2 separate regions of the Homo sapiens genome follow, and region 1 is linked to region 2. Evidence: chromatin loops called from intact Hi-C (ENCODE). Cell type or tissue: adrenal gland. All regions are shown on one strand. Links, peaks and the distances in the headings refer to the core of each region. The heading gives the core; the rest is flanking DNA.

Region 1 (16,176 bases), core at 4,962-12,961, 64 kb after region 2:
ATTGGGGAAGATGAAAAAACTCTATGGATGGACACTGGTGATGGCTTTGTCCTCCCATCAGAAAGTACTTACCCCTGTCTAACTTTCCTCTCTCCTGCTGCAGTCACCTCTTTTGATCTTCAGGGAGAGAGAGGCTATTCTTAGAAAGTGGCCCTCATGATGATCCTCCCAGCCTCCACATCCTCTTTAATCTCTACACATTCAAATGGTAAAGGTTATGTTATGTATAATTTACCACAATTAAAAAAAAACTTTAAAAAGGGCACTATGCTACTCTGAGCTATTAATACATCTATATCTCAGAAATAATCAACAGTTCATTCATTCATTCTTTCATTCCACAAATATGTATTGAGCATCAACAATGTACCAAGCATGTTTCTAGGCACTAAGGGTAGAGAGTTTGCAAGAGATGAGGACCCCGCCGGTATGAAGAGGACAGAAACTCGGGAGCCAGACAGTAAACAATTAAATGCATTAATAAACAAGGTAATCATAGACAGGATGAGCTGGAAAGGATATAAACAGGGAGACGTGCCAGGGAGAGATGAGGGAGGTTTTCTACTGTGGAGAGTAAAGTCTCGGCAGAGCTCCCTGGGGAAGCAGCACGTCCCCTGAGACCAGCAGGAATCAATCAGGCAAACAGCTGGGAGGAGAACAAGTCCTTCTGTATAACAGACACTCTTGCATATAATATATTTCTATCCCTGCCTTTCTCACCTAACCCAGGCCTCTCTCGTCGTGGTTCCACCCTAGGAGGATACTAGGGCCTAGAGATGGACACAGACATAGTTAAGGCTCAGGGCCCCCATGTAAGCATTTTCCAGGCCACCTCATCAGAAAGTACTTCCACCTGTCTACTTTCCTCTCTCCTGCTGCAGACACCTCTGTTGAACTTCAGGAAGACAGAGACCATTCTTAGGAAGTGATTCTCATGGTGACCTTCCCAGCTGGCGCATCCTCTACAATCTCTACCCATGTCACCCGAGGCCCACAGTGGGGAAAAGGAGCCCAAGGCCAGGCGGTTGTTGTTGCTGAGATGCCCCAACAAGCTGGTAACTGCAGCTCATTAGTGGTAAGATAATTAAGTCCCAGGCTGGGGCCAGCCTGTGAGTGCCTCTAGATCATCCAAAGGCAGTGGTTTTCTTAATGAAAGGTTCTCTGTTACAAAATTGGGCTCCCATCCATCTCCATTATGGGGGGCAGTTTACCTGCTAATACATACACCACACACACTCCCTGGCAGGGGGTGGCGGTGACACGGAGGTGCAGACTGGCTTTCCAGACCCCGAGACACTGATGAACGGCCTGTTCCTACTGCCACCGCAGCACGGGGAACATCCAATCCTCTCGGGGCGGCTGCCTGCCAGTGTCTGGAGGATGAGGGTGGATGGGCACTTGGGATGGAGCACATTTCAGCCAAGACTAGAAAGTTCCTGCCCCAGGGAGTGTGTTTGCTCCTTTCAGGGTGACTTCCAGTTAGGCAACTGGGAGATGGGATTTTAATGCCAGCTTGCTCAGGGGTGTGCTGGTTGGGCCTCCTCTTTGTGGCCCCTATAGCCAGAGGAAGCTTTTATTATTATTATTAATGGAAGTGAAATTCACATGACCCAGCAATCCCACTTCTAGGTATATACCCCAAAGAACTGAAAACAGGGACTCAAACAAACATGTGTACACCCATGTTCACAGCAGCACTATTCACAACGGCCGAAAGCTGGAAACAACCCACATGTCCGTCAGTGAGTGAAGGGATGAACAGACTGTGGTATACCCACACAAGGGGACATTACTCAGTCTTAAAAAGGAGAGGAGTTCTCACCATTCTGACTGGCATGAGATGGTATCTCGTTGTGGTTTTGATTTGCATTTCTCTAATGATCAGTGATGTTGAGCTATTTTTCGTATGTTTGGCTGCATGTATTCAAAAGTCAAGAAACAACAGATGCTGGTGAGGTTGCGGAGAAATAGGAACGCTTTTACACTGTTGGTGGGAAGGTAAATTAGTTCAACCATTGTGGAAGACAGTGTGGCAATTCCTCAAAAATTTAGAACCGGAAATACCATTTGATCCAGCAATGCCATTACTGAATATATACAAAAAGGAATATAAATCATTCTATTATAAAGATACATGCACGCGTATGTTCATTGCAGCACTACTTACATAGCAAAGACATGAAATCAACCCAAATGCCCATCAATGGTAGACTAGATAAAGAGGAAGCCATTATCCTCAGCAAAATAATGCAGGAACAGAAAACGAAACACTACATGTTCTCACTTATACGTGGGAGCTGAACAATGAGAACACATGGGCACAGGGAGGAGAACAACATTTCCCGCGGCCTGTTGGGGAAGGGCGGGGTGGGGGAGAGCATTAGGGAAAAGAACTAACGCATGCTGGGCTTAATACCTAGGTGATGAGTTGATAGGTGCAGCAAACCACCATGGCACACGTTTACCTATGCAACGAGTCTGCACACCCTGCACATGTACCCAGAACTTAAAAAAAAATTAAAGGCCAGGCGCGGTGGCTTATGCCTGTAATCCCAGGACTTTGGGAGGCTGAGGTGGGCGGATGACCTGAGGTCAGGAGTTCAAGACCACCCTGACCAACATAGCAAAACCCCATCTCTACTAAAAATACAAAATTAGCCAGGTGTGGTGGTGAATGCCTGTAATCCCAGTTAGTAGGGAGGCTGAGGCAGGAGAATCGCTTGAACCCAGGAGGCAGAGGTTGCAGTGAGCCGAGATTGTATCATTGCACTCCAGCCTGGGCAACAAGAGTGAAGCTCCATCTCAAAAAACAAAAAAATAAAAAATTTAAAAAATTTTTTAAAAAGAGTGGAGTTCTGATGTACACTATAACGTGGATGAGCAGAGGGGCCTGTTTAAGACCTAGTATCTCCTTCCCCTGCACAGAAACCTCTGATGGCCTGTTTGTATGACGTCCAGAGTACCTGTGAGAGTCTCCAAGGCCCTGTGCCCCCATGTCCTCTGTGATTTCGTTTCTCACCACGTCTGGCTCACTACACTCAGTTTCTCAGTGTGGCCTTCAGTCTGTGACAGGAACACACTGAGACGGAGCAGGACCCCCTTTTGGCGGTCTGCATGCCCCTGCCACCAAGAATGGAAATAGAGGAAAATTCCGAGTTCCTTCAAGGGAAATTCCAGGCACCTAGCTAGCCCTAAGAGGTAAATAAGTAATTTGAGGCTGGATGTGGTGGCTCATGCCTGTAATCCCAGCACTTTGGGAGGCCGAGGCGGGTGGATCAGTTGAGGCCAGGAGTTCAAGAGCAGCCTGGCCAACATGGTGAAACCCCATCTCTATAAAAAATACAAAAGCTAGCTGGGCGTGGTGGCGGGCACCTGTAATCCCAGCTACTCGGGAGGCTGAGGTGGGAGAATTGCTTGAACCCAGGAAGTGGAAGTTGCAGTGAGCTGAGACAGTACCACTGCACTCCAGCCTGGATGACAGAGTGAGATCCTGTCTTAAAAAAAGAAAAGAAAAGCAGCTTGATAAGCAAGAGGGTAATAGTAACAAGGCTAAGACAGGAACCAAGGAAGTTAGTCAGATGTTTGATTCCCCTATAGAAACTAAAAGTAACATCTTAACATATGCCCCTGAGTTGTTTTCCAGAACCCTGAACCCCCACCAATGACCCCCACTGAACAGCTCTGCTGTCACCTAAACCTCAGATAAGGGGGAGCTGATGGCTGAACTCTGACCCCCATTTTTTGTTCTAAATTTCTTCCTGAGGAGTCTGGAGAGAGTCAAACCCCAAAGCCAGTTAATGTTCTTCTCTGCTGACCCCAAATTTTAAACAAAGCTTCTCTTCCTTAACCAGTTACAAATCAGATAGTCTTTGAATCTACCTATGACCTGTAAGCCTCTGCTTCAAGGTATCCTGCCCTTTTTGGCCAAGACCAAGGTGTAACCTCCATGTATGGATTTACAATCTTGCCTATAGCTTCTCCCGACATTTACCCCTGCGTTTAAAAACACTTACCTGCAAGCCATCGGGAGGTCAGGATATAAGCGTTAGCCGTCTGGTCCTCCTTGCTTGGCACCTGGTAAATAAACACCTTTCTTTCCACCACTGCAAGACCTCCGTGTGGATATCTGGTCTTACTGCACCAGGTAACTAGACCCTAATTCAAGTCTATTATGTTGGTGCAAAAGTAATTGCGGTTTTTGCCATGGAAAGTAATGGCAAGAACTGCAATTTCTTTTGCACCAACGTGATATAACAACACTGATAAGAGTGAGAAAGTTGCTTGCATAGACAGGGAGGGCTTTGGGAGAAGGTGGACTCTATCTGGTCCACCTTTGGGGACCAGAGGTCCCCAAACGATGCATTTGGGGAATGCATCGTTTCCTACCATTTTAACAATAAAACTCACAGTCCTGTGCAATGCTCTGAGATGGGAAAAGAATGTTGTTTCATTCTAATACGTCTGGGAAATTTGCTCCAATCCTTTGTGGAGCGTCACGATACATGTCAGAAGTTTAAGTCCCTGACAAGGCCTGCAGTAAAGGCACCTGTTGGAGTCCTGACCTCTGTAACACATTTGAATGTGGATCTGAGCTAGAGTAATTTTAGTAAGAAGTTTCTGCTATTTTTAGCTCTAAGTCAAGAAGTCTCTTTTTCACCTCTTCGTGGCTTGTGGTGAGGCAGAAAAAAAGGGGTAGCAGAAAGATTAGCATTCACTGAGAATTTCCGCTCCCAACATGGGGCTATGTATTTCATACAACTTGTCTTATTTGTTCCTCACAACAATCCTATGAGGTGTGTACAATTATGATCCCCATTTGCAGAGGAGGAAACTGAGCTCAAAATGACTCTGTCATGTCCACATGACTAGAGAAGCCATTTTTTCCTGGCTCTAAGCTAGAGCTCTTTGGGTCCAACCTACCTCATCTTACTACCTGGAAGCTTGACTGTGGTTCCCAAACCTCTGTCCCTATCCAGCCTCTCGATTTCTCTCCAGATCTTCTCCACGCTCCCTTGCCATCCCAGCCTCCTTTGGAAACCAAGGGGTTAACCTCTCCTTCCTGTTTGCCCAGACTCAAGTTCATTACGCTGACTAATTGATTCCGCCACTGCTAATGGAAAATGTATCTGCAAGTAATAGATTAATTGGCCACTTGTGATCAGCTCTCAACCAGAGGATCACTGGTGGTCATGCTAGACCCACTGAGTCAGTCCTTCTGGAGCCAGGAAAGGGAACCAGAGGTTAGACTCAAAGGGATCATGGGGGTGTCCAGAGTTTTACCAACTATCACCCTCACAAAAGGCCAGCCAGCTGGTTCCATCCCAAAGGAGGCAGATTCTGCATCCTAAGTCATTAAAATGCAAGTGCATTAACTTGAAAAGAATGGAAATCTTAACAGCATAATGAACCACAAAATATCAGAACACTGGCACATCAGCTTCCCTTACCCCCAAATGAGGGAAGGGGGGTTGCTTTCCTCAGAAGGTTTAAAGTCATTCGTCATAAAATAACAGCTACCAGTTTGCTCACTGACTATGTGCAATCCACTGCATGGTTTCATTTAAACTTAGCAAAAGCCCAGGCGGCAGGTGCTATAATTATCTCATTCCACAGAAAAGAAACGGGGCTCAGAGAGCTGCACCAACTTGCCCAAGGTAACACAGCAAGGAAGTAAAAAAAAAAAAAAAGTGGGCTGCGGGGAGACCTCAGGTCTGCAAACCCCAAAACCAGATCTTTTATCCTCTATCCCAAGGATCAACAAATGACAACCTATGGGCCAAATCTCGCCAACCACCTGTGTTTGTAAATAAAGTTTTATTGGAACACAGCTATGCCCATTCATTTACATATTGTCTTGGCACCCCAATAGCGCAATGCACCACAAAACTTAAAGTATTTACTATTTGGCCTTTTGCAGGGCCAGAATAAGTTTGCAGACCGCAAGCCAAGTTACCCTTCCCAGCTGGTGCTACTGGTACCTTAATGAAATGAGGGCGGGATGACTATGGGAGAAAAGGCTGGTGTGAACCTGGGGATCCCAAAAGAAACTCAGTCTCCAAGATGCACAGGCTGTTTCCTCAGATTATAAGGAAGGTTTCTTATGAGTCTAAGAGCAGAAAGGAGAAAGGAAGAGAGATAGAGAAGAACAAGCCTGAGCCAGACTTGGAGATGAAGCTGGGTGAGAACCAGATCTGATGACAGAGGGAGTGATGCAGGAAGGAAACCAAACCAGGGAGGCTGGTGAATGCAAATCCGTATCTCAGGACCTACCCTCTTGCTTGCTTTAGGACTCCAGAAACGTTTGCCTCCCTTCAGATACCCTCAGTTTCTCTGCTAGAAAATGGGGGTAATGATGGTGTCATCTGGAGGACTCAGCAGGATAGAGCATACGAAGTGCACAGCAGGCACACAGTAGGCACTCAATAGATGCTTGACAGATGAATGAAGGACTCAGCTAGAGATCTCAGAGGTCAAATTTTGCAGAGTTCCACCTTTGCAGCAATGGTAAGGAAGAAGCTCCCCCGACCCCCTCCTTCCTCGCTCTATGGGCTGGTACGGGCAGTTTTACAAGGCTGAAAGAGTCGCCGGAGGCTGTAAAGACACGAGGGCTTTTTCCTTTAAGTCTTCCCTGTAAGTCACCTCGAAGCATTTCCGGGATCGATTGGCTCTTCTCCTCCTTGTAGGAGCCCTCCCCAGGGAACTGTTTGCCGAAAGGAATCGGCCAGTTTGCATTTAGTCACCTTTATCTGACCCAGGAGATAAATCTCTCTTCGTTTCGTTTTTCTGCAGGGAGGATCCTGGGAGGCCCGCGCCGCACCACACAAATGCTGGAGACCTCGTCCATTCAGACAGTGATTATTCCAAATGAGAGATGATTCGAAGGCCTGAGGAAGTTGGTTGTTCTCAGAAAAGGAAGAGGGCATGTAGAGGCACAACGGCAAAGGTGCATTTAAGCTGCTTCAAGGAGCTTCTAAGCCTCCTTCTGGGGATGCCCGTGCATGGATCACAACCCCGGGAATGGGCCACTATGGGCAGAGAAAAAGGACACCACTCTGCCGAGAGGGACTTCAAGTTGAACAGAGAAGGGAATCCTAGCCACAATATCCTAGAGGCCACGTGGTTTATGAAGCCTGGATTTCAAATCCCAGCTCCTTTACACTCACCCCAGCAGCAGCGTCCTGGGTAAATGGCTTAAATGTCTTCTTTTCTGCGTCTCATTTTCTTCCTTTGCAAAAAGGACATAACGATGCTGACCTCATAGATACTGACCCCATAAAATGGTCTTGAGGACTAAATGAGCTTCTACACATAAAGAAAGGGCTTAGCACATGGTGAACCCTCAATACAGGTTGCCATTCCCACTCTATTGTTGTTTGGCTGATGCAGAAAAGCAGAGGCTGTTATTCACACACTGACCCCATGCCCCCTCCCACCAATGTGCAAGGTTGGTTTAACCCCACCACCACCCCCAGCTTCTGCCTCTCCTAGAGAAAGTTGTCCTGCCAATGGCAGCTTTACACAGAAGACGCCACTGGCTTCCCCCAAAGAGGTGGATCTTGTGCCCAGAGATTCCGAACCTCTTCATTCATAAATTTCCTTCCAACATTCGAGGTCCCCTCCTCAGGGGTCTCCTTTCAGATGCCTGGGATGGCTGAGGGTGCTTTGAAGTCAGTCTTTCTGCGAAGGGCTAAAACTCTGTGTGCTCCTTCCCATGGAGGACACAAGTAAGTGGCAATGCTTACCCCCAGGAAGCCATCACAAACTGAGGTCATGCTGACACTATAGCCTTGGCCAGGAGGGATGTTTTGGAGCGATCTGGAGTCCTGGTGCCTCTGACCTCCCACTGAGTCACAGCAATTAAGGGTTCAGCATAAGACAGACCACCTTTCCAATCCCAGATTGTCACTTTCTACCCTGTCCAGTGGCTGAATCTCTGCAAGCCTCAATTTCCTCATTAGTAGAATGGGAATATTAGTTGTATCAGCCTCATGAGATTATCATACAGTTAGCAATGAAATATATTAAAAAGCCTTCAGGTGTCTGTGCTTGGGCAGGGATAGGTATTATTAACAAAGAGAGCCTCCAACTGCAAGCTGAACACCATGGCTTTTCATTCCATTTTGGCCACAAACTGCTTAACAACTTTGGGCAAGTCCCTGCCCCTCTCTGGGTCTCAGTTTACCCTTCATACTCTCCAAGACTCCCTCCCCACTGGGAGACCACCATGCTGGGCTCACGTCTGTTGCACGTGACCTCTCAAACTTCTGTTTGCTCTGTCTTCACCCAGCGTCAGCACCGACTCTGGGTGGTTTTGCTCCTGAATCTCCACATTTGCCAGGGATACCTGCCTATTCATTGTGTTTCTTTTCTAGGAGCAGAAAACTAAGGTTGGCCAAGCCAGGGTTCAACCGATATCCTCTGCTTTTTTTGAATCATGCACACACACACGCACACACACACACACCTTGGCAGAACAGCCATCTCCTGCTGCCTTCATCTTCCCATGCCCCATCACTTGTTCATCCAGAAGTCCTTGTCAGAATGTCCCTCCAGGGATCAGCAGGTGGGAAATGTCATTTTGGATCCATTACTAGAGCTCCAAGGTGCTTAGAGATGATCAACACCAATTTCAACTTCCATCCACGGAGGAGGGAAGGTCGGGAGCAGCCCTCATCTCTGGCAAGGGGATCTGTGCTGGCCACCCCAGGCTGCCAGGTACCAGCACCCCAGGGCAGGGAAGGAGGGCAGCTTGCAAGGGCCGGGGGATGTCAGCCACTCTGTGTCCTCAGATTTCCCTGCCACGGCTGATTTGAATAATTCAGCAATGCCGGGTCTCCTGGGCACTATTGTCTTCAGTGAAGGCAAATCAGTCGCCCGCTCGGCCTGTTAAGAGGGCCCCTGCCTGCTGCCTTTTTCTGTGAATCAGGATTAATGAGATGGTGAGGGGAAGCGCCAAGCCCTGGGCAGAGATGCCGGCAGCCGGCTCTCTGGGAGCAGCGGGCCTCAGAAGTGGCTTCCGCCTTGATGTCCTCGGGCAGTCTTCTGGGGCAGCCATCAACCTGTCGATAACTAGCTATCACCCAGCCTGCCAGACCCCCAGCCTCCTGCCTGGCTCCTATGACTTCAGGAAAAAGAGATAGCAAGAGGGAGAAGGCGATCGGCAGGCGCCCTTTTCCCCTCACCTCTGGCAACGCGGCAGGCTGGGGTGATACACTTCACAGAGGGCTTCCTTTCCTGCAGGCTGCACCAAAGAGTGAGGTGCGAGGGTGATCCTCCTAGCCCTAGCCTGGGGCTGGTAAAGAGTTTGCTGGGCTCCAGCCTCCACTGCAATGCGGTTACAGAGACAGCCAGGGCCCCACACCTGGTTTTTTGACAGCTGTCACTCACATAGGGTACAAGAGACAATGGACAATGTCCTTGTGCCTCTCACTGGTGGTGCCTTCCTCTCCCTCCCTCTGCCTTGTAGTGGTCAAACAGGTGGGCTCAGGGTGCTCCACTTGTATGCTGTGTGACCATGGGCAAGTTGCTTAACCTCTCTGGGCCTCGATGACCTAATCTACAAAATGGAGATAAATACATTAGTTGCCCCACAGTTTGCTGAGAGGATTTCCAGGTATTTAAGCTTGTAAGCCCTTATTATGAGCTGATATCAAGCACACAATCATGTGTGGTCATATTGTATTAGTATCATTATCATTGGTAACTCTAAGATGGTGCTACTTGTCGGGCAGTCCATAGCCCATGCCACATGGCAAGTCGTTTGTTACCTGTCCACAGTAAGGTACCCACAAAGAATACGTACAGAGAAAGAAAAGTATTCAGAAAGTTTTGTAGCAATTTGGCAGATGGCAATTTTGTATCATTGAATATAATAATGAAAAAAGGGCTTAGATTTTGTATATTTTATTTTTCATTTAATTTTTCTAGGAATTTGCTTTTTTACTGCATTTTTTAAAACTGTCATTCTGCAATAAATTGGAATTTGAAAAAAATACTGGTGTCTCAGCACAGATAGCTTGAGAAGAGTGTTCTGGACAAACTCTAACATGCACACAAATCCCCTGGGGATCTTGTTAAAATGCTCTTACTGATTCAGTAAGCAGGGGTAGGACCTGAGATTCTGCATTTCTAATAAGGGCCCAGGGGAGGCTGAGGCTGCTGGTCCAGGGACCACACTAGTGAGGGGAGTGTGTGGAGCACCCTGGCTAATGCTTTTTCCCCACCCTATCTGGATGCCATTCACTCTAAGAAACTTCTCTGCACTCAGATCACAAAAGCTACCTCCTGGTCTGCCCTTGGCTGAAGACTTCCCAAGGTCTCTGGACACACAGATTACAAAGTTCAGACCCCACTACCAAATCAGAGGCATGTGTCAGGAGTTCCACGTGCTGCCAGCATCAGCAGCATCCAACAACTAGCATACATGAAACAGGTACCATGTGCCAGGCATTATACCTGAACTCTTCTAGAATCTTCAGCTGCAGCCCTTCTAGCCTGTGCAACTCTTTGAGATAATGCATGCCAATCCTGAGCACAGTACCAGGCAGAGCCAGCACTCAATCACTAGTAGCTGTTATAGCTATTCATTTTTCTGTACCTTTGCAATTTATCTTCACAACTCCTTAAAATAGAGGTGTAGCTGTTAGCTATTGCTGCGTAACAAACCAACCCCAAACCTAGTAGCTTGAAACAATATCCATTTATCCATGATCGCCCATGAGTCCATGGGTCAGCTGGATGTTCTGTCTTTCTGGGAATGTCTCAGCAGCTATTGGCTGGCTCACCCTTGCATCTGTGGTCATCTGGAAGGTGGGTGTTCTGGAAGGGGATCAGCTGGGACACTTCACGTCTGTTGCATATGGCCTGTCATCTTCCAACAGGCCAGCTTGAGCTCTCCCTATGGGGAATCACAGGGTCAGAGAGAACAGAGTGCACAAGGCCTCCTGAGACCTAGGCTCAAGACTGATGTATTATCACTTCTGCCCCATTTTATGGCCAAAATAAGTCACGAGACCATCCCAGCATCAAGGGGTGGGGAAATGGACTCCGTCTCATCACAGGAAGAGCTAGAAAGTCACATTGCAAAAGACACATACACAAAGAAAGGTGAAGACTTCGGGCCATTTTTTACAGGCTTACATTGTCCCCTCTTGCTAGATGAGGAAACCGAGGGTCAGAGAGGTTCAGAGATTTGCCTGAGGTCTGACAGCAGCTGGGAAGGGACAGAGCCTAGTTCTGCCTCACTCTGGAAACTATATTCTTAACCTCTATCTCAGACTCTTCTCCGCATGCAAAAAAAAAAAAAAAATACATTTTGGTAACTCAATTCACCAAAGGAAGAGGATTTTCAAATATTTTGACATCTCCAGTGGATGTTTTTGCCTGCTCTGGCTCCTGTGCCACCCCCTGCCCTCTAATCACAGGCCTGTTTTCCATCACCTGCTCTCCCTTGCCTCCTGAGTCTTGCAGCTTCAGGCAATTTATCTTTCCCTCTTGTTTTAATGGTCTCTTTAACACAGGGTTTTCTAACAAGACAAATTGAAGGGCTTGGGCATCAAGCTGAGTTTGTGCATGCTCACAGAAGGGGGTGCAATGAGGAACAAAAGGGAGCCCGGAGAAGGTACAGGCACAAGCTGAGTGGTCCCCCCAAATTCTGAAATTGGAGAAGCGTATATCTTCCGGCTCCCTTTTTGCCCACTTGGGGAGAAGAGCACTCTTGTTCCCAAAATCTAGTGGCTCTTGTCCTGCGTTCCCCAGACTTCCAGAGCTCTGAAAATATATTTGGAAGCTCCTTGAAATGAGTTGTAATATTTCAGCTAGTCTAGAAACTCAGGCAATCTAGAAATTTAACTTTACTGTTCTGTAACTGAGTATAATTTCTATTACAGCCTGTGTTCTTCCAGGTGGCAAAAATAGAATCATAGTTCATTTAGGGACGCCTACCCACTTTCTCCAGGGCTATGTCCAAATTCTGGGGGGATTGCAGTATGCCGACTTGATTGTTTATCAGTTGCATTGTTATCAGTTGCTACCTAACAAATTACCCCAAACTTTAGCATCTTAAAGTGACAATGAACATTAATTATGTCACATGATTTTTGTGGGTGAGGAATTCACAAGCAGCTTACATGGGTGGCCTGGATCTGGGTTGCTCATGAGGTTGTGGTCAGATATAAGCCAGGGCTGCAATCTTACCTGATGGCTTGACCAGGGGTTGAGGCTCTACTTTCAAGGTGGTGCACTCACATGCCCAGCAAGTTCATGCTGGCTGTTGGCTGGGGGCCTCTCCACAGGGCTGCTCAGATGTCCTCCTCACATGGCTTCCCTGAGGAAAAGGGATCCAAGAGGATGAGATAAAAGCTGCAAGTCTTTCACGGCATAACCTCAGAAGTCATACATCACCTCCTCTGTACAACACTGATCACACAGGTGGTACTGATATAATGAAGATGGAGGCTGGGCATGGTGGCTTGCACTTGCAATCCCACTGCTTTGGGGAGCTAAGACAGCAGAATCACTTGAGTCCAGGAGTTCTAGACCATCCTGGGCAACAAAACAAGAACCCTGTCACTACAAAAAAATTAAAAATTAGCCAGATGTGGTGGCACGTGCCTGTAGTCCCAGCTACTGGGGATGCTGAGGCAGGAAGATCGCTTGAGCACAGGAGTTCAAAGCTGCAGTGAGCCGTGATCATGCTACTGCACTCCAGCCTGGGCAACAGAGCAAGACCCTGTCTTTTGAAAATAAATAAATAAAATAATAAAGGAGAAGACTGAATGAGGGTATGAATCCCAGGAGGTGGGACTCAATGCAGCCCACCTGGGATGCTTGCCTCCCATAGGGTGTCAGGAATAGGGTTCATCTGGTTCTTGATGGTGTATTTATCCCACTGGCTTCTGCTGAGATGTTCTTGCTCATGTCTGACCTTGGGTACGTTGCAAACACCCTCCTTCACTCCTCACTTTAAGCCCCTTATGCTCTTTCAAAGGATGCATCAGTGTCTGTTCTGCAACTCAGAGAGTCTTTTCTGTTCTTGGAAACAGGGAGGCTTCACTTTTGCATCCTTCCATATCTTTTGTCATCTGCCCAGACCTTGGCTGGCTTTTCAAATTCGAAAGCCAAGAATTTGACTTGGTCTCTAACTGCTTTGTGCTGTGTCATTCTTTCCCTGAGGCAATAAATGCCGCATGGTCTGTCGGCTGCTGCCTGAAGGAGGACACTGGTCACAGGACATAAATTATTGCATGGAATTTAAAACACACACACATACAACAAGACCTTAGTTAATATTCCAGAATATTTTTCTGCCACGCTGCAAAAACAGTTGGTGAATATAAGTTGTCTTCATGATCTCTGTTCATTTCCACTGTGACCCTGTCCTGGGGTATCTAAAACATCCCCATTTTATAACTGAAGAAACAGAGTCAGAGAGGGTGAGTGACTTGCTAAACCCATATTCCACGTGGGTGGCTTTTCAGAAAACCTCAACTCCAGGTTTTCTGACCCAAGTCAGCGCTTTTGCTCCAACTGTGCTATTTCTTCTCTGACTTCTTTTCCCCTCTGAAATCTGCTTAAGATTTTTTCCTAATCACTGAAAAGGCACCTTCTTGGGTAACTTAAGAGGATTTACAAGCTAAAGAGAAGAGCCTTGAATGGTGGGATTTTATGCACAAGTCACACATGGGAGAGAACCTGAAGGGACACAAGATCAATTCAACACCCCTGAAATTATACACCAGGTCATCTCCTGCTTCACCCACAAGTAAGGTTGACCTTTTGAGTGGGAAGGATTCGAGACAGAGGGCAAGAGAAACAGATGGACTTACAGACAGAGCAGCAGGAGAAAAACAAAATCACAGTGATCCTTTCCATCCTCTTGCAGCAAAGAACCTCTCCAAGGAGCGTCAGCGTCTGAATTTGATACCAACTCTGGAAGGTTATTAAGTTTGAACTCCTAATAAAGAACAGATGGGAAATGGAAGAAAATCAAAGATCAAATATGCTTTCCATATTTTTTGCCTAAATGAAAAGAAAAAATTGTCAGGAACCATTGATCGCCTTTTGTGAGTGTCACATCACTGGTATGGGATTCCCGAGGCAGCAGGTGTGTTTCCTCACATGGATCCAGGCCTGGCTGCAATGAGCAGAAAAGGCAATGGTTTCCAGGCTGTAGCTGAAGGGTGGAGGGAGTTACCCCACAGCTCCCCCGGAGTCTGAGGATCCATCATCTGAACAGTGAGGGGCACAGGTTATGGTGAAACAGAACCACGGCTTCTAATTCTGGATCTACCATTATATGTGTGACTTTAGGCAAGTCATTCAACTTCTCCAAGCCTCAGTTTCCTCACCTGTAAGGATCTTTGAGATGATTTAAATAAATCGCTGCAGAGTAATTGTCTTGTGGTACCTATTTAAAAAGAAGTGGTCGTTGCAACACAGAGAAAATTACGTGTTCACTAAATGCTGTTTTATATTCATCCTTCCTGGATGCACAGAAAACTAGCTTTCCCTACCCTCTTCCAGCTAAAGGGGCATATGACTGGCTTTGTGAATGGAAGTGATGAGCATCGCTTCAGGCCAAGGAAGTGTACAGTCCCCATGAGGTTTTCCAATCTCTCTCCTCCCCTGACACAGCAAATGAGGCGTCCTCAAATTGCAGTGCAGAAGCACACAATTTTAAAAGCCTGGATCACTGAGTCACCACATGGACCATAGCTGCCTAGGCCCACAGTGGACTTCAGAGGGGTGAAAACTAACGTTTGTTTATGAGATTTGGGGTTGTTTGTTACAGCAGCCCAGCTGATGCTGACTAATTTACAAGTCATTATTTTTATTGCTATCATTGTTGTGTTGTGTCTAGAAGGCAGTCATTTAAATTCAAATAGTTTCCTTAGGATTGTTAAGTAACCGACCTAGATGAAATACACAGGTTGCTATTTAGCTCCCTGGTAGGGAGCAGAGTGTAATGTAGCAGGAAGATTTGGTAGGGAAAGGGGATAGAAAGGGCTTATCACAGAGAACCATAGGATTTGCCCAAACTCAATGGGAGGAATTTTAGCATCCTTTTCACCATATCAAACATATGATGTTTGCTTCATTTTCATTCATTGCCCTTCATCTCCCACTCCATCCTCCATACACCGACTTTTAATCACCTGGCACCCTCTGGCTCTCCTGGTCACATACTGACCCCTAATGCCTGATACCAGGTGTGGTTGCTCGGGTTTTGGTTTTGACCTTGGACACAGCCAATATATGAGACCTTTTTAGTCAGCGGCACCCCCACCATCCCCCTTGCTCCTGCTGATGTCCCACCCTGGTATGAACCATTGTCTCACAGGAGGAGCTTAGACACATTAATCAAACATTAATCCAGAAAAAAGAATAAAGATTATTTCTTGAAATAATTGAGCCAGAGAGTCCATGTCCCCAGATAATCATATCTCAGAATCAAAGAAATGCAAAATCGAAGAGCTATAGAAGTTGAGGATATAGTGCTAAAGAATCAAAGAATACTAAAAACCATAGAATCATTTAAAAAAAAGAAATCCCACAGGACTGTAGATCTCAGCAGAGCCTAAGAGTGGAAATTTGGCATGTTAGGCCTGCTCTACCCTCGGGCATCTATTTGCATGAGGACTGCAAGCTGGAAGAGAAGCAAGATTTGTGCTTGGGATCCTAAATGATGGAGAAGACAAGGCAAGATGGTCTGTGCCTCCCTTTGGTTCATATAAACCGACTGGGGAATCCATGTTGTCCTTTTATGAAGCTACACTTGTCCCTTGACAAAGATTCTCTCCTTAACCAAGCTCCAGTCAGGCCCCTCTGAACCCTCTTCTTGGCTAAGCCTTGACCCTGGCACCTGCCTTTGCTGAGCCTACATAGCCCAGTTGTAGTAAGAATCCTGCTAAGTTGGTTTAGGGAGAACCATCCCCCACCCCGCTGTCTGCTCATCATTCATATCTGGTCAAATCCCTCATCTTTCCACTGTCCCCCAGGTGATATCTGTTCACCTTGGACTGTCTTCGGCAAGAATTCCTCCATTTGATCTCCCCTCTTAGTAATTTTCCATCCACTTACCCTTTCCCTAACCCGCCACCCTTGATCATATATCTTCAGTTGTTGCATTTGAAGTTGAACCTGATCTCTCTCGCCTATTGCAATCATCTTGATACC
Region 2 (16,176 bases), core at 4,288-12,287:
ACCATCCTGCTTCCAACAGAAATAAGAATCGTGTCTATTTTTGTCTCCATTATGTCCCTCAAGTCCTGGCCAGCCCTCAGTATTTGAGGACATAAAGACTAAGCCCATGTCCTAGATTGCCTTATTTAATCTTCACAAAATGGGCTCTGCAACTGTCATGCCCATTTTACAGATGAGTAAAGTGAGGCTCAGAAAGGGAAAGTCCAGCTGAGACCAGAAGAACCATCCAGCCTAGCCCAGCTTACCTGAGCCATAAATATTTATTACCATACACTGCTGAAGTGTGTGGTGGTTTCACAGCATTATTGTGTCAATTAATAATGGATATGTATTTGTATATCATTCTACACTTCACCAAGCGACTTCTCATAAATTGATTCTTCTGAGACTTCATTTCCTCATCTATTAAAAAATGAATAAATTACTTTCTCTAACTTCCAGAGTTAGCAAAGAAAAGAGCCTTTGTTCTCTTATTCACTCATTCCACACTCACACATACAATAAACAAGTAGTTAGTGATCATCATCTATGTACTGAGCATTGTTCTAGATGTTGGGTTTTCAACAGGAAAAAAAAAGACATAAAGTGTTACCCTCACTAGGCTTAAATTCAACTTCCTTTTTAACATTCATTCGTTATTAATGTATCCATTCTATATTTTCTGAACAATTACTAAGTGTTTGACAGTATACAGGCAAGTGAGGTAAATACTCTGCCCTCGAGGATCTGAGAGTCTCATCGGGTAGATACTATTTTGGTTACTGCCCATCACATCCGCAAGACAAGATTTCTAAAGACATGAATAACAGAGACATGAACCCCAAATAGATCACAAATGTGAGCTTAAAATAAGACAAGATTGATTAAGGCAGAGGTGAGAGCTGCATTCTTATTATCCTGGCCTGGGAAGGGCTTTGCATTTGTACAGTTATTCTTCTGCTAAATTGATATATTAATCTGTTCAAACAATTGTTTCTGTAATTAAATGAGAGTGAAGAGAACCTACAAAAAGGTCTTATTTAGCTATGTGAGCTGGAATCTGGTGACCTCTCACCCAGACTGTTCAGTGATCAGACAGTGGGAATATGACCTAAAACTGGGTGTTTTAGGTACAGACACAGTTGTCCAAGCAATCATAGAGCTAACTGGCCCCAACATTGCCAATGAACTGTGGTCTGCGGCTTTGTTAATGACATATTCTTTATTTTTCTCAGTCTCATTATCTATTTATTATTCAAAGAGGTTTGGAGTTAGAAGGACCTTAATTGGAATGAGCAGCAAATCTCACTAGTGCAGACAACCTTTCTAGGGCATCCCTGAGAGATGAGTGCCCTCCAAGCTTCTCAAGAATGTCCATCAGTATGCAGCTCGCCAACTTACAAGGAAATGCAACCAAAAAGCAATGCCTTCTGAAATACTCACGTGAGGAGCTAAGCTCACTTGATCTTGGGTATTGATCGACCACTGCCCTTCTTTCCCAGCATAGGTCAGCTAAGGGCGTGTGGGCGGAGCTTATGTGTCTCTGTCCATGGTCCTTATTACCAGGGCAAAACGAAGGAGGCAGAAGGAAGAGAAGAAGGTAGAGGAAGCAGGGAGGAGGAGGAGAGGGGGGAGAGAGAGAGAGAGAGAGAGAGAGAGAGAGAGAGTGGGAGACTATTGGAGGCACATTATTGTTTTGACATGGTTTTCAAGTAATTGCAGTTACCAAGAAAGAAAATTGTTTTCCTTTGGAAAGTCGAGAGAGCATTTACTTTCTCTTCACCTCCCCAACTCCATCCTTGTGAGATCAAAGCTGGCAGTCGGCAGATTTGTTATGTTCCAATTCCTGTGTTGAGACTCTGCCCTGCACAGCCGTGGGTTGAAGAGAATGTTAGGAATCCGGCTTTATTTTTAAGGAGAGGGGCTGCTCCTCATCTGCCCACTAGGGCTTGGACTGCAGCCGTCATTGCCATCTTCACCTAGAAAGTGCAAGAGGGCAAATAGGAAAAGTGAGTTCTAATCCTGCTTCTGCATTCCCGTGCTATGTGGCCACAGACAAGCATCTTTTCCACAACTAAGGGAGTCAGGCTAAACAAATGTTGAAGTCATCCATCCCTCTTCTAGTATTCTGAGATTCCTCGGCCAATTTTTTTTTAAGGAGTGAAAGAAATGACCACATTTCTCACTTAAAATTGCCAAAAAGGGCATTTGTACACTATTAGGGAACTACTGGGCCAAACAGCAGAAATTCAAAAGCATCAGAAATACTTCTCTGCCTCCCATAAGGTTGACCATCCAGAGCCTTCTGTGCTCAGTACTGTACTCACTCACTCTTCACAGCACCTCAGGGAGCTAAATGCTGTTGCAACCCCCAACTTACAGATAAGGAAACTGAAGCCCAAGATGAAGTGACTTATTTGAGATCACCCTGGGGAGGTGAAACGCTGAACCTTAGCTGCTTGAGTCCAAATTATTTCCATTCTACTGGGATGCTGAATCAAGGGTGGTTTTAAACATACAATCTGCCCTGGCCAGCCCCACCAACCAGGGGAAAATGCCCAGGCTCCCCTAACCCCTCTGAAGTGCTTCTTCTCTGGCTTCTTGGGTACCAGATTCCCACTTAGTAATCTGCCAAATAGTCTTCTTTCTAGGATGCAGGTGATGCCAAGATCCAGTCCCAAGCAGAGAGACCTAAAGCTGGCTTTTAATTATAAGGCCCATGATGGTTTGTTGTGACTTAGACAATAAGCATTCTGAGACAGGTTCCAAGACCTGGGGAAATCATCATTAAACAAACAAAGAGGCAAGACTTGTGCAGGACTCATATCAGAGGACATAAGGAGGGAGAAGAAGGGATGAGAATCTTTCCTAAATAATGCACTGCTTCTTCAAGACCCATGCCTGAGACAAACAGGATTATTAAGGTGGGAAACTAGCCTGTTTCACCTCTCTCTAATTAGAACTCCCTACACCTCCCAAACAAGAGAAGGGAAAGCAACTCTGTTTTCTGTCCATGTCTGCCCAGCCAGGGAAAGAATATTAAGTCTCAGAGCAAGGGTCGGGCACGGTGGCTCACGCCTGTAATCCCAGCACTTTGGGAGGCCAAGGCAGGCAGATGATCTGAGGTCAGGAGTTTGAGACCAGCCTGATCAACATGGTGAAACCCTGTCTCTACTAAAAATACAAAAATTAGCCAGGCATGGTAGCAGGCGCCTGTAATCTCAGCTACTCTGGAGGCTGAGGCAGGAGAATCACTTGAACCTGGGAGGCAGAGGTGGCAGTGAGCTGATATCATGCCATTGCACTCCAGCCTGGGCAAAAAGAGCCAAACTCCATTGCAAAAAAAAAAAAAAGTCTCAGAGCACGAAGGAACTTGAAGAACCCCCAGTGTAGGTCACCCCCTACCCACCCTAAACTTGTGCTAGCTCTGGACAACTCTAAACATGAGAATGGTTTTCTTTGATTGAGGCAAGATCTGTGTTCCTGAACCTTGAGAGCTTCACCTATCTTAGGTGTTCTTCTCTCTTTCAAAATTCACTGGGGACATATTTCCTAAAGTCTATATTGTGTGTGTCAGACACTGGGCTAGATTCTGGGGACAGGATGGTAAACAGGAACAGTCCTTGTCTTCAGTGGCACACTGGTACTTGCCACATTCCCCAAGTCTTGTCCTTTCCAGGTTAAACTCTTACAGTTTCTTCAATTGTTTGTTTTAGGCTATGGTTCTGGTCATCTCAAGATGAGCAATTTGTCCTCTCAGAGTCACACACCTGATACATAAGTCAGTCCCATGGGAGCCACAGTCGTTTCTCAGCCCTCACACATTCCACACCCAAACTCACCCATTTACAGTTCAACCATTCAAAACATAGTTACTGAATACCTACCGGGTACTGAGGGTCCAATTGGGAAGAAGAATAGACATGGGGGCTTTCATACTGTTGAAAGTAGGAGACATTCATCAAAGAGGCAGAAGAATAAATCTATTAGTGCCACTGGTGTCATGTGTGATGCTGGAATGAACAGGCAATGAGGAAGAGTCACGTATGGGGGTGGGAACTGACCCAGCTAGGGGATGCAGGGGAGGCTTCTGGGAAGAGGTGCGCTTCAGATCAAGACCTGAATGATGAGAGGTTGAGCACGTGATGCCCAGGCAGAAGGATGAGCACTGGGGAGGCCCAAAGATGACCATGAGGATGCTCCATGAGGATGCTGTATCTGAAGACATGAAAAGAGGCCTTGAGGTTGGAGCAAGAACAAAGGGATCTATGATGGAGCCGAAAAAAGAGCCAAAACCAGGTCATATGGACCCTTCTTTGCCAAGCAAAGGCCTTTGGAATTTTTTCCAAGAGCAATTGGGAGCCACTGAAAGTTAGAGGCAGGGAATGGTGTGAGCTGTTTCGTATCTTAGTACATGGAGGGGAAGGAGTAAGTGCAGAAAAGAGGGTGCCAGAACGGAGGTGATTTTAATGGGCCACACCCCACATTCTCACATGCTCTCGTTCCTCCCCCACTTCCACACATACTCCTAGAGTTTCAAGACGAGATGGGCAGACATAAACGAAGGAAAGCTAGTCTGTGTGAGTGCCAGGGCATAGATGGGGCGGGAGCGGTTGGGGTGCCTCATCTCCCATCTTTCTGCCTGGTCCCCTCGGCCTCAGCTTCCTCATCTGTAAAATGGGAGCTTGAGGAGTAGGCATCACATATAGATGGAACTTCAGAAAATCTCTTATATAAAGTTTCTATGTGTGTGTGAGGCTTCTATGCCCAATAGAAATGAACATCCTGAAAGGTAATGAGTTGTCCATCACTAGAGGTATTCAAGCAGATGCTGGGGAACTCAAAAGGGAAGAATGAAGCTAAGTAGTGATTTTCCCCTTACTTTCTACCAGTTATTGGGACAGATGTTTTTACACCTTATGACATGCTTTTAACAGAAAAGTAAGGTCAGGATTATCAACCCTCTCTCACAGAGGAGGAAATTGAGGCCTCATACAAGCAAAGTGACTTGCCCAAGGTCACTCAACTAGGAATGAAGAAAGCTATGACGTTTCAGATGTGTACTGCATGCCACAGACTATGATAAGTTCTTAACATTTGTAATACTGTTTAATCTCATAATACCGTGAGGTCCATTGTTGTCCCTATTATATGGATGAGAAAACCGAGACAAAGGGAGGCTTGATGACTCGCCCAGCGCCATGAAATGAGGAGCTAAGAATGTCTGAATCTTATCTCTAGAGCCCTGATTCTGACCCTCAACACCAAATTCCCTCTTAAAACTTCAACTCTCATGTTCCAAGTCAATGCTGACTGACCCTGGAGTCCATCCTCTATGCCTGCAGACGCAGCAGCCCCTCAGCCCTCTGCTCACCTGTGTGTTTCCTTTTGTATTCATTTCATCAGGCTACTGGAACAAAGCACCACAAACTGAGTGGCACAGAACAACAGAAATGGGCTGACTCACAGCTCTGGAAGGCGGAAGTCTAAAATCAAGTGCCGGCACAGCTGTGTCCCCTGAGGATGCTCTGTTCCAGGCCCCTCTCCTAGCCTCCAATAGTTTGCTGGTTTCAGCAGCATAACTCCAGTCTCCACATGGCATTCTCCTTGCGTGTGTGTGTGTCTGTGTCCAAATCTCCCCTTTATATAAGGGTACCAGTCATATTGGATTAGGGAACACTCTACTGCAGCATAATCTCATCCTACTTAATAACATCTGCAACCACCCTATTTCCACATAAGGTCACTTTCAGAGGTACTGGAGTTAGGGATTCAGCACAGGAATGCTGGAGGGGACACAACTCAACTCATAACTCCATCCAACGCCATGCATCTTTTCCTATAGGGAGCAGGTAAGAAGCTCTAATTGACCCTGGGTTCCTAAGGGCCTCAAATCCCCTTCTTCCATTCTGCAGCACCCACCAGCCTCACTGCTCTGTCCCAGTCCCCAAGGCCCTACATTGGATCCTGGCATCACCTTGCATTAGTGACAGCCTGCAGCCTGGCTTCCTCTGAGGTGGATCAGTCAGGAAATGAAGAAGAAGCCCACGTCCCTTCCAGAGAAGGCAGGTGAATATTTCATACAGTGCAAGAGAGTGGAATTCCATACAGCCACCTCCTGCAAATGCAACATGACACCTCGTAATGGGCGATATCAGTACAAATCCAGTCTCGTGGCAGCCCGGGGCCTCCTGGTAATTCCTCACATATTGTGCTCATGTCACTGTAAATACAATCGCCAAGCTCTGGCTCCCAACACAGCCACTGGATGAAAGAGGATCATTCCCATTTCTGCAGCTGAGTAGACTGAGGCTCATGGAAGGTAATTTGCCTTTAATCACACAGAGGGTGAATGGTGCTCAGGCAGAAGCCAAGGATGCAGAGAAGGAATGAGCAAGGTTGGTCCCCCAGTGCCATGTCTGCAAAGAGCAGGAACCAAGATAGGGGTGTTTAGTGGGACAAGAAATAGGGAAGTGAGGATGGGGCAGGAATGAGGAACGGAGATGGTTGGACAGAAAAAGAGGTAGAGACTGGAGTATAAGCAGAAAGGAAATAGAGCCCAAGGAAATCACTGGAAATTGGATGGGCTTGGTCAAGAGGTTGAGTCAGCAGCTGGGGAAAGGAGAAACCAAAGTCAGACATCTATGAGTGGGCCCTGACCCATCGTGGGTTTTGACAGAGAGGGATCCCGGGTCAGATGGAGAGTGCGTCAGGCTTCTTCTTGATTGGGTCGTTGGAGGGGGACCCAGCCAATGCCTGGGAGGATAAAGGAGACTGTTCAGTCCCTAGGATGAAGATGGAACTTCAAAGCAGTCTCCAGTTTATTTTCTGCAGGAAATCTGCAGCACCAAAGAGGGAACTGAGACTGGAGCCTGGATGTGGGGAGATGGGGAGGATGATGGTAATTCTTCTTCCTCCCCAACCCCCAAGTCTATTCTACTTTATTCTCTGTTCTGCTCTGGGTCCTGGGAGGCTGGCCCCTGAACACTATATCACCTAGTCTTCTAGGTTGGGGTGAGATAATGAAACTGGGTGGAGGGGGGATGTGGTCAGCCAGATACCAAAGAGCAAGTAGAGGTCTTGCCACAATGAAGAGAGGAATCACTTGAGGATGAAGTCATCACAGAGGAAAGAGAGGCTGGAGAATAAATGCCTGTGTACTTTATTCAGGCGCTTGGATTCAGCCGTGCCTGAAGGCCTACTAATGATCCAACAAGTTTTCTTCTTCCCTTAAACTAGCCTCTGCATCTGAAAGAGTCCTGATCCACCCAGGCAACCTTGCAACATTGTAAAAAGAGTAATTAACTTGTAATTAGACCGACCAGGGTTGTAACCACAGCTCTGCATGACCTCGTGCAAGATACACTGCTGCTCTCTGAATCTATTCTTTCACACCTGCAATCTCCAGGAGACAAGAACAAAATAAAATCATCCCTGTAAAAGCCCCTAGATTATATTAGGTACATCCAAAAATGAGAGTTTATCTTGAACTCTCTCCCTTTTCTGGGTCCCAGTACCATAATAAGAAAAATGTGATTCTTAGCATTGATGAGCTTATACATTCCATGAGTCAACCCATATGCTGTCTTATACCATCACGTTTTCTTCCATCCCCTGAAATATTAGTAAAAAGCTATCAGCCTGTGATCATGTGCAAGTGGCATAATTTCCTTGTTACTCACTTTCCCCAAATGTATAATGAAGACATTAATATTATTTACCATATGGAATTGTTGTGAAACTAACCTAGTTCATGCATCCAAAGTGTTAGAACTGGATGTTGAATGTAGTAAGTACTCAATACATACTGGTTATTTTGTTAGTGGTAGTGGTTTTCACAGTAGTAGTAAGTATTGTTATTATAGAGAACCTTCTCTGGCATATACATCTATATCTCCACCATCTCATTTACACCTAGACAACATAACCCTGTGAGATTGCTAATGGATACTGTCCCAGATGCACAGATCAGGAAACTGCCTTACAGAAGTTGCATTGCTTACCTGAGTCTTGAGCAGGGATTTGAATACAAGTGTGCCCAATTCCAAGCCCTGTGTGTTTCAGGACGACAGGGTATCACCACCCCACCCAAGTCCAGCCGGCCATAACCTCTGCACTTAGAAACGCAGTTGGCCTGTGGGTCCTTTGGATACACTGCAAGCATAAATTCTCTGGAGAATGTTCCCAGAAGTTTGCTTCTGAAGCCGTCTCCCTCTGCAAGTACACTTTCTTTTCATGTGAATGAAACCCACTAAATGGTATGGTGTCTGCTCTAATTATAGGCTCCCCAGCCGGTGCCAAGAGGAAGTTGGTTAATGTACACTTGAGTAGATTTCAAATCGGATTTTGTGAGTCCCCAGCAAGAGGGAAGGAGGCCAACTTCTCCCCCGGAGGAGAGTAACAGGAAATGCTGTCAGCACAGGAGTCTTCCCAGTTCGCCTCCTGCCAGAGCAGGTGATGCCCTCTACTTCCCAGGTTGCAGAGGCCTCTCCCTGACTCCTTTTCCTCTGCCCCTGGCCTGTCCCAGAAGCTGAGAGCCTGGGGGGAAGGAATGGGAAAAACAAGCCGAGGCGCTGGGATGGAGAAGGTATGGCAAAGCGGAAACAATCCTTTGGAATCAGATGAAACTGGATGCTAAGCCCAAGTATCACATTTCAGCTCAAGTATCACATGCGGGTGCCAGTATTTCCTCATGATGATTCCAGGTAGCTGTGTAGAAACATATGTCATAGTGTTTATTCCACATCTCTCCAATACTTATTCATGGCCTACTTGTGCTGCACTGTACTGCCATGAGTAAGATGGGACCCTGGGCTCCTTGGAACTCCTAGTCCAGCCTGGATGGAGTAAGCCGTCTATGTGCATCCATTTCACACGTCGTGATGAGAGAAGGAGAACACGCCACAGAAAGGAGGGGGCATCTGATCCACCATGGATGCATCAGGGAAGACTTCCTGGAGGAGGCACATCTAGGCTGGGACCTCAAAGAACTCGAATGAGCCCAAGGAAGGGTGGGAAAAGGAGCCCACTTGGAAAAGTCCATGTAAAGGCCCAGAAAGAAATGAAAACAGTGCATTCCAGGAACATCATTTAGAATGGCTGAAAATTGTAAAGAAGAGGCCAAAATGGCAAAAATACAGAAATGCATTTTTGAAAATCATGAAATCTAACACAGCCAGTCAAAATAATATGAACAAGGGATATTTTACAGTGTAGGGATTCAAGAGTTATTGGGTGAGTTTAAAAATGATATTGCCACATGAGCCCTACTGAAACAAAAAAAGAAGAAAGTAATATACGTGTGCATGTGTTCTAAAAGACTCTGGAAGGATATACATAAAAATTAGAATAGTAATTATCTCCAGGGGATGGAATTATGGATGAGTTTTCTTTTCTTCTTTTTTTTTAAATTTCCCAATTTACTGCAATGAGCATGTATTGCATTTGTAATCAGAATATAGTTTTTTAAATAGAAGGAGTGTTATTAGTATAGATCATGATCTACAGATATAGATCTGCTTAGCCTCGTTGCAAGCATTAAGTTTGATTGTTGTGCAAAGTTTCTTATAGAGCAGTGCAGTGTAGACGTCCCTTCCATCGAAATGCCCATGATCATTGTGGGAGCTCCTTGGAGCAGGGGCCAGAAGCCCTTTTCTCCCACGCTTTCACCCCTTCATTCCACATATATGTATGAAGCAGCATGCCAGGGTCTACGGAGACAGAGTTTCACCAGACCCAACTTCTACCTTCAAGGAAGACCGGCAAAGAAAGCTGATGATTACCATTTGGCGTGTGGCCAGAGCTCCGCACAAGAAAGAGCCGTCTCACCAGTGCTTCCAGCAAACCCAGTGTGCACACATACACACTCAGATACACTTACATGGAACTCACACTCTCTTCCTCACACACACCCACACACTGAACTTACCTATCTCCACCCACTCGACACACTCAAACACACTTGCACACTCCACACACATAAGCTCACCAGCAAGACCCCACACACACACACTCACATGCACATGGTCTTGTGTCAAGTGTGGTCAGAGCTCTCTACATCAGATCTCTCGTTTTCATCCATGCCCCTGATGTTTCCATCTCAACCCCAACCCCAGGCAACTCTTGCACACTCAGCTCCAGATTCCCCACCTCCTCTCCAGCCCCTGTAGGCTACAGAGGGGTCCTTTGTAAAGGATGCTTTTTTGTCAGCGCCCAGTTTGGGAACTTGCACAGCTCCCTACGAGATCAAGTCAAAGTCCTGGCTGTGGTTGAACTATTCATTGGTTCTCTCATGTGGACACACATTCACTCATGCCAGTGGCTCCAGCACTGTGCTAAGTGCTGAGCTGCCAGTTGAGATAGCCTCACCACCATTCCACAGAGTGGACAGTCATACTACTCAAACCACCTCTCCCTGCCTTCCATTCTTGGCCCTGCAGTCCTCCCTTACCTGGGCTTCCATAACTTTCTAATCAGAAAACCATTTAACAGCTACATTATAAATGTGCCAGACTACATGGCAGGCATTTTGCCCTCATGATACCTCATTTAAACTTCACAGGAACCGTTTATACGAGAACAAGTGAAGGAGAAAGAACTTTTTGAAACTTGAAGGATGAGTGTGGATTAATCGCAGCTGAATTGAGCATGTATTCTAGCCAAACACTGATAAGTGCTTTATTTGTGTTATTTTATTTAAGCTACATAATAGATCTATGTTTTTGTCATTCCCATTTTACAGATAAGAAAGGTCCAGGGAGGAGAAATTACATGCCTAATGAGTGTAATAGTAAGGACTCTTGGCAACTCTTGATATAAGTCCAATTCAAAAAAACCACCTTAAGCCAATAAAAGGAGCTTATAGGCTGAAATAGCAGAAAAAGTCTAAGGGTTCAGTCACTGTCTGCAGAAGAGCAAAAAGAAAAAAAACGTATAAGGGAACAGCATCAGGTATGGCTGGATCTAGGTTCTCAGGAATCTGTCTTTCTCCATCTCTTGGTATCTTTCTTTTGTGATAGCTTTATTTTCATGAAGACTTTCCCCTCATGCAGGTAAGATGACCATAAGCAACTAACTCTAGGTGTTCTTCAAACCAATTCAGCAACCACAGCAGAATCCCAAGTCTTATTGGACCAACTGAAGACCATATAACCATCCTCCCTGTTCTGTATGGACAGAAGGATTGCAAAGTGCTGGTTGTCCAGGCCAGGCCCAACCCTGAGGCTGGGAAGGGGTGCAGAGTATAGGGGAGGACCATTTCCACAAGGGAAGAAGAAGAATATGCTACCAAGCCCCTAGAACATTCATAAGGCAGCCAAGCTGCAAGTGCCCACTACCTGGGGATCAGACCGAGTGCCACCTCACTCACAGCCTGCGTGTTAACTGGTTTGCTCAATCCCTCCATTTTGATTGCCTCCTAATTCTCTGGCCCTGAGCTGACCCCACTGGGAGCCCCTTCCCACAGCCCTCAGCCCTGAGCGCTGATACTTAACAGTCATGCCAAGCGAATGATGGATGGTGGCTGCTTCCAAGACTCTTCAAAGGAGACAGGCAGCTGCCGGCTTGGAAAACGACTCCTGCAGGGACAAAACCCAAATGCAAACACACACTGTGGGACCACTTTGGCTTTTTGTGCATTCTCCCTTTTGGCCCCCTGCTCTTGTTTGCAATTTGCACTGCAGGGCATTGGGCAAAGCAAAATGTCCCAGGCTGCCCTGGAGAGTAGAAATCTTAACAAAAGGAATCGTGTGACTATCCTAGCACCTGAATAGATATCTTCCCCTTTCAATTCTTAGAAGTTCCCAGAGGCTTCTTGTCCTACCCTTCCTGCAAAGAAGAGGAGGTCCGGCCGGGTTCGGTGGCTCACGCCTGTAATCCCAACACTTTGGGAGGCCGAGGCAGGCGGATCATGAGGTCAGGAGTTCGAGACCAGCCTGGCCAACATGCTGAAACCCTGTCTGTACTAAAAGTACAAAAATTAGCCGGGCATGGTGGCACATGCCTGTAATCCCAGCTACTCAGGAGGCTGAGGCAGGAGAATCACTGGAACCTGGGAAGGGGAGGTTGCAGTGAGCCGAGATGGCTCCATTGTACTCCACCCTGGTCAACAGAGTGAGACTCCGTCTCAAAAAAAAAAAAAAAAAAAAAAGGAAGAGGAGGTCCAGGAGGTACAACTTGCCCAAAGTCTGCACAGCCAAGGAGTGGTGGCAGAGCTAGGGTTTGTGGAAAGAAAGAAGAGAACTGATATTGACTGAGCACCGACTACATGCCAGTCTTATGCTGGGGGCTTTACCTGAGTTTTAGCTGCTTGCTCAAATGATAGGGCACAGCTATAGGGACAAAGCCTTGATGCATGAGGCAGAAAAGGGTGCAAGTCCAATACTATACCCCAGCTTTGCAGTGTGTCCTTGAACGAGCCACTTCTCATTGCCCGGGCCTCAGTTTCTCCATTTAGAAAATGGAATGAATGGCCTCAACATATTTGGATTGTGTGATAAAGACCATTCTTGGGATCAGAGGGCCCTCTGGGTGTCTTTTTAGCCATGCGAACCAGAACTGGTGCCACAAATTGATTACATGAGCAGCTGCAGCATTGAATGAGGAAACACGACTAAGCCAATAAGGTCTTAACTCTTAAGCCAAGCCTTTCCTGATGCAAGCCCTGCCATCCCCTGCAGCTTCCATCTCTGACTCCATCTCTCACACTCTGTGCCCCACCACTTCGAAACACTTGAACTTTTAGAACAATCCTGATCTCTGTCACCTCCGGGCCTTTGCCCAGGCTGTTTCCTCTGCCGGGGACTCCTTTTCCTTCCACCCATTCTCTCTTGCTAATTTTTACTTATTGTTCTGTGTCTGTCTTTCTCTTTCTTTCTTTCTTTTCTTTCTTTCTTTCTTTCTTCCTTCCTTCCTTTCTTTCTTCCTCTTCTTTCTCTCTCTCCTTCTTTCTTTTCTTTTTCTTTCTTTCTTTTCTTTCTTTCTTCTTTCTTTCTTTCCTTCTTTCCTTCTTTCCTTCTTTCTTTCTTTCCTTCCTTCCTTCCTTCTCTCTCTTTCTTTCTTTCTTTCTTTCTGTCTTTCTTTCTTTCTTTCTTTTCTTTCTTTCTGTCTTTCACAGGATCTTGCTTTGTTGCCCAGGCTGGATGCAGTGGTATGATCTTCTATTTCTTCCAGGGCTTCACCTCTAAAATTTGTTTAGGTGTTTCTTTTGTACATCCATGGGCTCGTGCATTCGCTATCAGGCACTTTTTGCCATGTTGTGGTTTCCCATCGACTTGTCTGTCTTCCCCACCAAATTATAAACTCCATGAGGACAGGACAAAGTCTGTTCACAGCTGCATCCCTGGTGCCTAGCTCTGGGCCTGGCACACAGGAGGTACAGAAAAAGAGTGAATCCCGTTAAATTAGAGCAGCAATGGAAATCTGTGATCTTCCTGGGAAGATTATGCCACAGAAGACCCCTCAAAGTATCAAACAGAGGGTCTTTTGCTCCCCTATTTTCCAGAATTGCTTTCATCGAGACATGTTCTCAGTAGTAACAGTGGTGATAGCAGACATAGTCATTGCATTTCTAGCTGTGAGATCAGGAGGGCCCTCTGACCCCCAGAATGGTCTTTATCAAACAATTCAGCATGTTGAGGCCATCGTTCCATTTGCTAAATGGAGAAACTGAGTCTCAGATACGGGGAAGTGGCTTGTCCAAGGACACAAAGACACTTGTCCTCTTGTTCTGAAACCATTGTAAGAACCTCCTCCTGGCCTTCCAGAGTCCACGGTAATCCTGCTTCTCCACACGGCAGCCAGAGTGGCCTTTCAAAAGACAGATCAGATCACATTCCCCTCTGGCCACGACCCTTCAATGTGTCCCCATCTTACTAAAAGCCCGTCCTTAAAATTTCCTACAAAGCTTTTGCAGGTTGAATTTTAGAAATAAAAGGGCACAGGGAGGGCTTCCCTGATCCCAGCCAGAATGGCCTTATATTACACAATCTGGGATGAAAGAACCCTTGGGGTCATCAGTTCAATTTATACCTTTTTTTTTTTTCTTTTTTTAGAGAGACGGAGTCTTGCTATGTTGCCCAGGCTGGAGTCCAGTGGTGCAATCATAGCTCATTCCAGCCTCGAACTCCTGGGCTCAAGCAATCCTCTTTAGTAGCTGGGACTACAGGGCTGGCAAATGCACGTAGTTCAATCACACTAAATGGAGAAACTGAGTCCTGAGATGGCACTAAGCATGTACCCTTGGGATCAATACCAGTGGAAAGGAAGGAAAGGCATGAGAACTGGGCAGAGGGAGAAGCCAGGGAGGGATACAGTCCCATGAACAGCCTCCATCAGTCCCGCAGGGAGCCTTGGAACTGGAATGGCCCATCAGAGTTGGACAGCATTGGGCAGAAATGGTCAGACCCTCATATCCCTACTGTGGTCAGTCATCGGATGTGGGAAGCCAGCCATCTGCAGCTAAGCCACCTCTGAACAAGCTGACAGCTGAGGGTCATAGGCTAATGGCAGCACTCTCAGTCACTGTGGTAATAAGCCTTTCCTCCAAGAGAAATCCTAACAAAAGCCCCGCAGAACCTGCCCCCTACCCTCATTCCCTTGCTAACCTCCATTCCAGCCACCCTGGCCTCCTTATTCCTCAAACACGTTATTGCGTTTCTACCTCACAGCCTTTGCCGTTGCTGTTCCCCCCACCTGGAGTTCTTTTTCCCCTGCTAGTCTGATGATTTGTCCCCTCACTGTCTTTAGGACTCTGCTCAAATGTTACCTTATTCAGGCATCCTTCTTGACCTCCCTCCAATAAAAAAAGCAGTCCACCTCTCCTCCCCAACTCCCTGATGCTGCTTCACCATTGCCATCTGACACACGGTGTAAGCCTTGTACGTTTGTCATTTGAGTGCAAGACCCAACAGGGCCTGACTGATCCAGCGCCAAGCCCAGAACCGGGTATTCTGTAGGAACTCAATAACGGTCTGTAGACCGACCCCATAAGCCTTCAATTCTTCACTTACACCAGAAAAGAAAACAATGGATTTGAGAAGAACCATGTATAGCAGTCCCATGTGTTGGTCTTAGACAGGACGGCAGGCTTACGCATTTGTAGCATGGTAATAAAGTTGGGGCTGTTACCATTATTTTAATTCTCATTATCTCTGTTTAACACAGGAGGCAGCCAAGGTGGGCACAGGAAAAAGGACTCACCCAAGGTCACGCATCAGGAAGCAGCTGAGCCATCGTAAGAGCCTGGGACTGACTGACTTCACGACTCCCCTGACACTGCATGGGCATGGAAGGAACTCCTCAGGGTTCCCCTGATATTGCAGGGGTGTGGAAGGAACTCCTTAGGGCAGCTGCTTCTCAACTCAGGTGGTGCTGCCACCCCCAGGGCCCCTTAGCTATTCCTCTTACTTCCTGCTTGAATCTGCAATTGCGTCTCTGAACAGAATGGTGTTTATTAACTTCCCACTGAGCTTATTACTGAGCAGACACCTTATCACCTGCCACCTGTATGCTGAGCTGAGACTAGCAATTCCCAGGCCATAAATAGCCCTAATCTCTATCCCATGGAGCCAGGGGCCACCAGCTTTGCCCAGAAGTTGAAATCAAAGGCCAGGAGCTGGCTCTTTTTCTGTCCCCACCCCTGGCCACCACTCTAGGGCCATAATTCAGGCATGAGGTCATCGAGTCAGCCAGATCTCTCTGGTCTCCCTGCTTCAATTCAGCGTTTCTTTTGGTGGCATGACAAAGTCACTGCCATGTAGCATTCATTCTCAGCATGGCTGAAGAGTACCCTGGTTGGAACTTTCTGTGATAATGTGGCAAAGTGTCAGACAGACACAAGCTGTGCCTCAGACTCACTCTGATCTCTTGGGTAAGCTGGCCAACCTCTCTGAACCTCAGTTTTCCCATCTCTGTAATGGGCATAATCATTCCTCTATGACTGTTTGCTGTGGTTTAAATGAAACAATGGATGCTTTGAGCGCAGGACAGGACTGAGAGCTCAATCAATCAAGGCCAACTTCTCCATTTGGCACAGTAGGCAGAGTATCTAGGGACCACAATACACCTAGGGGCCCACAAAAATGCTTTCGTTTCTTTTAATTATTATTATTTTTGTTTTATTTTATTTTTGTAAAGAGGAGGTCTCACTCATCTTGCCCAGGCTGGTCTCAAACTGCTGGCCTCAAGCAATCTTCTCGC

The links. Peaks named below come from ENCODE experiments on the same cell type or tissue, not always from the same donor. Only the 100,000 strongest peaks of a DNase experiment are listed, where the experiment ranks them.
Region 1: a loop joins it to region 2, with 3 times the contacts of the local background. A loop is called at or near these places in 2 of 110 quality-filtered maps.

What each region holds. Positions count from the first base shown.
Region 1 is chr22:26,774,605-26,790,780 of GRCh38, reverse strand. It overlaps MIATNB (MIAT neighbor), which reads right to left. Exons shown (of 6, transcript NR_110543.1): 4 at 13,827-13,954; 5 at 12,196-12,325; 6 at 9,888-10,897. Among named protein-coding and RNA genes, the nearest start is that of MIATNB, 110 kb to the right of the region's middle. RefSeq lists enhancers at 6,158-7,357, 13,001-13,295. In adrenal gland, for the core only: no CTCF peak of the experiment used is centred there; a DNase peak (open chromatin) is centred at 9,170.
Region 2 is chr22:26,837,691-26,853,866 of GRCh38, reverse strand. No RefSeq gene overlaps it. Among named protein-coding and RNA genes, the nearest start is that of LINC01422, 58 kb to the left of the region's middle. In adrenal gland, for the core only: no CTCF peak of the experiment used is centred there; no DNase peak of the experiment used is centred there.